2 separate regions of the Homo sapiens genome follow, and region 1 is linked to region 2. The links are chromatin loops, found by intact Hi-C in ENCODE. Cell type or tissue: endothelial cell of umbilical vein. All regions are shown on one strand. Links, peaks and the distances in the headings refer to the core of each region. The heading gives the core; the rest is flanking DNA. Region 1 overlaps RALA (RAS like proto-oncogene A). Region 2 overlaps LINC00265 (long intergenic non-protein coding RNA 265).

Region 1 (2,919 bases), core at 185-2,684, 58 kb after region 2:
TACACTACTCAACAGAAAGTCAAATCTTAAACTTTATGAGACTTCTTCCCAAACTTTTGATTTTTTAAATAGTACAATTCAACAACTTTACATTCCCACTCCTATCGTCAGCCCCATAAATCTCACTTTAATATACCTTGATAAACCGTAGGCAGGCAGATGATAAGTATGTGTATATGTACGCAGACAAGGCCTTACTATGTTGCCCAGGCTGGTCTTGAACTCCTGGGCTCAAATAATCCTACTGCCTTGGTCTCCCAAAGTGTTGGGATCACAGGTGTGAGCCACCAGGCCCGGCCTATCTTTTGATATCATTGTTAGCATGTATTCATTTACACACAGACATTTGTGGGTTTTTTATTAGCTCTTGTAAATATTTTCATTATCTGATACATTCTTATTTATTTGCTATGACTGTATCTTGTCATTAGAATTTAACCCCTCAGAGCAGGGACCTTGCATATGCTATTCATCATTATATCTCTAAAGCCTATAACAGTGCCTGTTACATGGGAGATACTCAATAAATAATTATTTTAAAAATGGACACAGTGTATTTGTAACTGTAAAAGTTAAATAACATTCCACCACATTTACATGCTATTAATGTGCTTAGTCATTCATTACAAGTTAGGCATGTGGGCTGGGTGTGGTGGCTCATGCCTGTAATGCCAGCAGTTAGGGAGGCTGAGGTGAGTGGATCACTTGAGCCCAGGAGTTAGTTCAAGATCAGACTGGGACACATGGCAAAACCCCGTGATATGGTTTGGCTCTGTGTCCCCACCCAAATCTCATGTTGAACTGTAATTCCCAATGCTGGGGGAGGGATCAGGTGGGAGGTGACTGGATCATGGGGGCAGATTTCCCTCATGCTGTTCTCAAGATTGTGAGTTCTCACGAGATCTGATGGTTTTTAAAGTGTGTGGCACTTCCTCCCTTGCTCGCGTGTGCTCGCTCACACTCTCTCTCTCTCCCTCCCCTGTCCCAACATGTGAGGATGCACTTGCTTTCCCTTCACCCTCTGCCACAATTGCAGGTCTCCTGAAGCCTCCTAGTCATGCTTCCTGTTAAGCCTGTGGAACTGTGAGTCAATTAAATCTCTTTTATTCATAAATTACCCCAGTGTCAGGTACTTCTTTATAGCAGTGTGAGAACAGACGGATACACCCCGTCGCTACAAAAATATACAACAATTAGCTGGGCATAGTGGCACATGCCTATAGTCTCAGCTACTTGGAAGGCTGAAATGGGAGGATCGCTTGAGCCTGGGAGGTGGAGGTTGCAGTGAGCTGAGACTGCATCACTGCCAGGGCAACAGAGCAAGACGTTATCTTTAAAAAAAAAAAAAAAAAAATTAGGCATGTGAATATTCTTACTTTTGGCTTCCTTATTGTCAAGAGGAGACTGATTTAAGGATTAGTCTGAGAGAAGATTAGCTCTTAAATAAACAGTATGAAACAAAGAATTCAATGAATAAATCAGTAATTTCATTTAAAGTACCATTTCAATCCACTCTCCACAAACTTTTTTTTTTTTTAAGAGACAGGGGTCTTGCTCTGTTGTGTAGGCTGGAATGCAGTGGCACAGTCATTGCTCACTGTGACCTCCAATGCAAATGATCCTCCTGCCTCAGCCTCCTAAGTAACTAGGAAAACAGGCATGCAGCACCACGCCCAGCTAATTTTTTAATTTTTTCATAGAGACAGGGTCTCACTTTGTTGCCAGCTGGTTCAAGCTCCTAGCCTCAAGTGATTCTCCAGCCTACGCCTTCCCTAAACTTTTTAATTCGCTCACTAACAAGCATGGCAACTGACAGATTTAAGGGTTTTATGTATGTGTGTAAAAAGAATGGTGAGACACAGGCAACAGAAAAAGACATGGGGGGTTGGGTGCACTGGCTCATACCTGTAATCCCAGCTTTGGGAGCCCAAGGTGGGAGGATCGCCCTGGGCAACAGAGTGAGAACCTGGTCTCTATTTAAAAAAAATAAAAGGTAAAAAAAGAGATAAAGACATGGGGTGGGAAAAATCTGTAGGGATATTTTTAGTCAAAAGACTAGGTTTAACACTTTGTTGCTCATCACAGATCACTTTTCTTGGGTAAGCTGGGTAACTCTCTGAGGTTCTGTTTTCACATCTGTAAAATGGGGATATCACCATCTCCCACACAAGATTGTTACGAGGACTAAGTTGTCTGCAACCATAAAACCTGGCTTTTGTTGGGAGAAAACAGAAGTGAGGATAAATGCTTACATTGGATTACCAACTCTTAAATCATTAAGACTTGATAACATTCCTGCAGGGAAAGACTATATTGCTATATATAGGCTACACCTTAACTCAGGGATGATGAAGTCTGATATGAATACATGCATACAAATCTGTAACCTGTGTGGTAATTATAAATTTTAGTGACTTGGCCTGCTTAATGATGAATGTAGTGCCATGCCAAACACACAATAAACGACTTTTTCATCAAGTTTATTAAAAGAATTTTTTTTTTTTTTTGGGATGGAGTCTTGCTCTGTCGCCCAGGCTGGAGTGCAGTGGCGCGATCTCGGCTCACTGCAAGCTCCGCCTCCCAGGTTCACACCATTCTCCTGCCTCAGCCTCCCGAGTAGCTGGGACTACAGGCACCCGCCACCATGCCCAGTTAATTTTTTGTATTTTTAGTATAGACGGGGTTTCACCGTGTTAGCCAGGATGGTCTCGATCTCCTAACCTTGTGATCTGCCTGTCTTGGCCTCCCAAAGTGCTGGGATTAGGCGTGAGCCACCGTGCGTGCCCAGCCTAAAAGATATTTTATATATGTTAACCTCAAGTCTCTCTTAAGTATTATACACACCACTTCTATTAATTAAAGGTAGGAATCGCCAATAAAACCTAAAAACAAAAAAGCTAAAGTTAGATTACTAAAAAA
Region 2 (2,919 bases), core at 297-2,796:
TAGTTCCAGTGCACATGTGTCCTTAAAGTCAGCTCCCTTTTCCTTGAAATATAACTAACTCATGTGGGTTTCTTTCCTCAACCAAAGAGACTTAATGCAAACCAGCAGCTCTTTTTCAATTAGAAAAATTGACTATTAACTATCATTGTTTCTAATTAGAAAAGCAAGCAAAAACTACGTTATTTTAATACATTCCAGCTTATATACAGAAAAAAATATAGTTTAGTAGCAAGTGTGGATCTGGGTTTTGTGGGGCCTGAAGTTTATACAGATTACAGATACAGATCTTTTAGAAAAGAATGCCAAATTATAGGTAAAAAATAGGTAGAGGGTCCAGGAGGGGCCTGTGAAAGTCAGGAGCCTTGAACCTGAGCTTCACTAACTGCATGGTAAATTCAGCTCTGTTTAGAAGAAAGAACATGATCCTAAGGCTAATGTGGCCTTAGGCACTTTTTAAATTTAAATAACAACATTTAACTTAAATAAAAAGTGGACCCCAGAAAATTACATACTGTTCCCATACTTTGGTTGAATGCTTTTTAAGCTATCGCAAATGAACTTTTCTTGGCCAGCATCAGTACTTTTAAAAGGATGAAATAAAATGGAATAGAAAGGAAAGCCTCAGGGTGCATTGTATGATGTAAGGATGACTATTGTAGTGTGAGACTTTTGTTTCCATTTTATAAATATATAAGTCAGTGATTCGCAAACTCTTTGGTCTTAGAATCCTTTGTTCTCTTAAAATATACAGAGGACTATTATTGTTATTGTTTTTAGAGACCGGGTCTCACTCTGTCACCCAGGCTGGAGTGCAGTGGTGTGATCATAGCTCACTGTAGCCTCCATGTCCTGTGCTCAAGTGATCCTCCCACTTCAGCCTCTCAAATAGCTGGGACCACAGGTGCTTGCCACCATGCCTGGCTAATTTTTTCTTTTTTGTGTGTGCGGAAACTGGGTCTTGCCCAGGCAGGTCTCAAGCTCCTGGCCTCCAATGATCCTCTTGCTTCACCCTCCCAAAGTGTTGGAATTACAGGCATGAGCCACCACATCTGGCCCAGAGGAGAATTATTTAAGGTTAGCACCTAGAGTTAAAAAAAATACACACATACACACACAGACACACACACACACACACACACACACACACACACACACACACGGCCCCAAAATGTTTTTGTTTATGTGAGATATATATGTTGATATTTACTGTATTAAAAATTAAAACTAAGGCCAGGCACAGTGGCTCATGCCTGTAATCTCAGCACTTTGGGAGGCTGAGGCAGGTGGATCACCTGAGATCAGGAGTTGGAGACCAGCCTGGCCAACATGCTGAAACCCCATCTCTATGAAAAACACACAAAAAAACTAGCTGGGCGTGGTGGTGCATGCTGGGAGGCGGAGGTTGCAGTGAGCTGAGATCACACCACTGCATTCTAGCCTGAGCAACCGAGGGAGACTCTGTCTCAAAAAAAAAAAAAATTAAATTAAAACTAAGAATTAAACGTATATATATTTATTAATTGTTGTTGTTTTTTAGAGAGTGGAATAGTAAAATCACAAGAAGTGAAGACATTTAAGGAGGCATCGAAACCCCTCAAATATAAGAGAATCACATTTCTTTCTGACATTGGAAAGGCTCTTTTTCTCAACACTTAATGTGGGGAGGATCTGATTAACACAACAGGAGAAAAAGAGTGAAAGAACTATGTTGCCAGGAGGTGGCGCCTGCATGCAGCTGGGAGCCAGGAGGAAAATGACGGGGCAGAGAGGCAGCCTTCCTGAGATGAGAGGTTCCCAAAGGATGCTGGCAGCAAGGAAACTTCAGGGCGAGGGCGGGGGATCTTCCTGGCCCAACAGCAGATCAGAAAACGGAAGAACAGCTTTTTTCCATCCCTCACTACCGCCCCAGCATAAGCAAGTGGTTTTCAAATTCCTTGGGGTGCACAAGAATCACTGAAGATGTGTTGAAAATGTAAATGTGATGATAGGGTCCACATCAAGATTTAGAGCTGCAAAGTCTGCATTCTAGGAAGCTTCCCAGAGGATCCTGTTGTACGTGTGGTCCTCAGACCACAGCCATAATTATTTTAGGAGAAATGAGCAAACTTTACAGCCCTAGGTTTGCATGTAAAAAAACTGACATCAAATCTCACCTCTCAGTTGACAAAGGGCTTTCACATCTAAGGTCTTATTTAAGATGCAGAATTACCCTTTTATACATGTGGCAACCGAGTAGCCTGAGCCAGCCCGCAACCAGAACCCTCAGCTTTCAAATCCAGTGCCCTTGCCTTAGCCCCAGGCAGCATCTCCAGGGCCCCTGGTCAACGAGGATACCCGGCTTGGATTACCTTGGTGGTTCTCAAAACATGGTCCCTGGACTAGAATCACCTGGAACTTGTTAAAGCATAATTTAGGGGGCCCCCTTCTAGACCTGCTGAATCAGAGACTCAGGGGTGGGCCCAGCATCTTGTGTTTAATAAGCCTGCCCAGTGATGCTGAAGATGTAGGCTGAAGTGCTGGGTTACCTTGGCCAGACCCTGGAACCTAAGTCATCCTCAGCATCCAGATCCTCGGGGCATACTGCCAAATGGAGCCAGCCGTTGGACAAATCATGGCGGGTGGAGGGGGGTGGAGGAGTGGACTAGGCAGGGCTTGTTTCTAAACCTTTCCCTGTGGTCAGGCATAAACCAGTGCCTTGGGGCCCATGTTTTCTGCTTCTCTGCCTGGACACACTGTGCCCATATTTCCACCCTGCCCCCCGGGAAATTGAACTGATATCAGATAAATGTGTATCTGACTCAGCCCCACCCCTTCTCTTCTGCAGGCCATATAGTTGCTGCTGACCTTCAGCTCCAACCCCTGCTCAGGTCTTGGCACAAACTGGCCCTAAGAGGGAGGGCTTGAAGGAGCACCAGCCCC

What was found. Peaks named below come from ENCODE experiments on the same cell type or tissue, not always from the same donor. Only the 100,000 strongest peaks of a DNase experiment are listed, where the experiment ranks them.
Region 1: it touches region 2 in a loop (2.5-fold over the local background); 4 of 110 quality-filtered maps call a loop at or near these places.

The regions. Positions count from the first base shown.
Region 1 is chr7:39,687,015-39,689,933 of GRCh38, reverse strand. All of the region lies in intron 2 of RALA (RAS like proto-oncogene A), which reads right to left. Among named protein-coding and RNA genes, the nearest start is that of LINC00265, 45 kb to the left of the region's middle. RefSeq lists an enhancer at 810-1,104. In endothelial cell of umbilical vein, for the core only: no CTCF peak of the experiment used is centred there; a DNase peak (open chromatin) is centred at 1,123; H3K27ac peaks cover 1,192 bases.
Region 2 is chr7:39,745,166-39,748,084 of GRCh38, reverse strand. The region is part of intron 1 of LINC00265 (long intergenic non-protein coding RNA 265); the gene reads right to left. Among named protein-coding and RNA genes, the nearest start is that of LINC00265, 13 kb to the right of the region's middle. In endothelial cell of umbilical vein, for the core only: a CTCF peak has its summit at 1,693 (motif pointing right); a DNase peak (open chromatin) is centred at 1,724.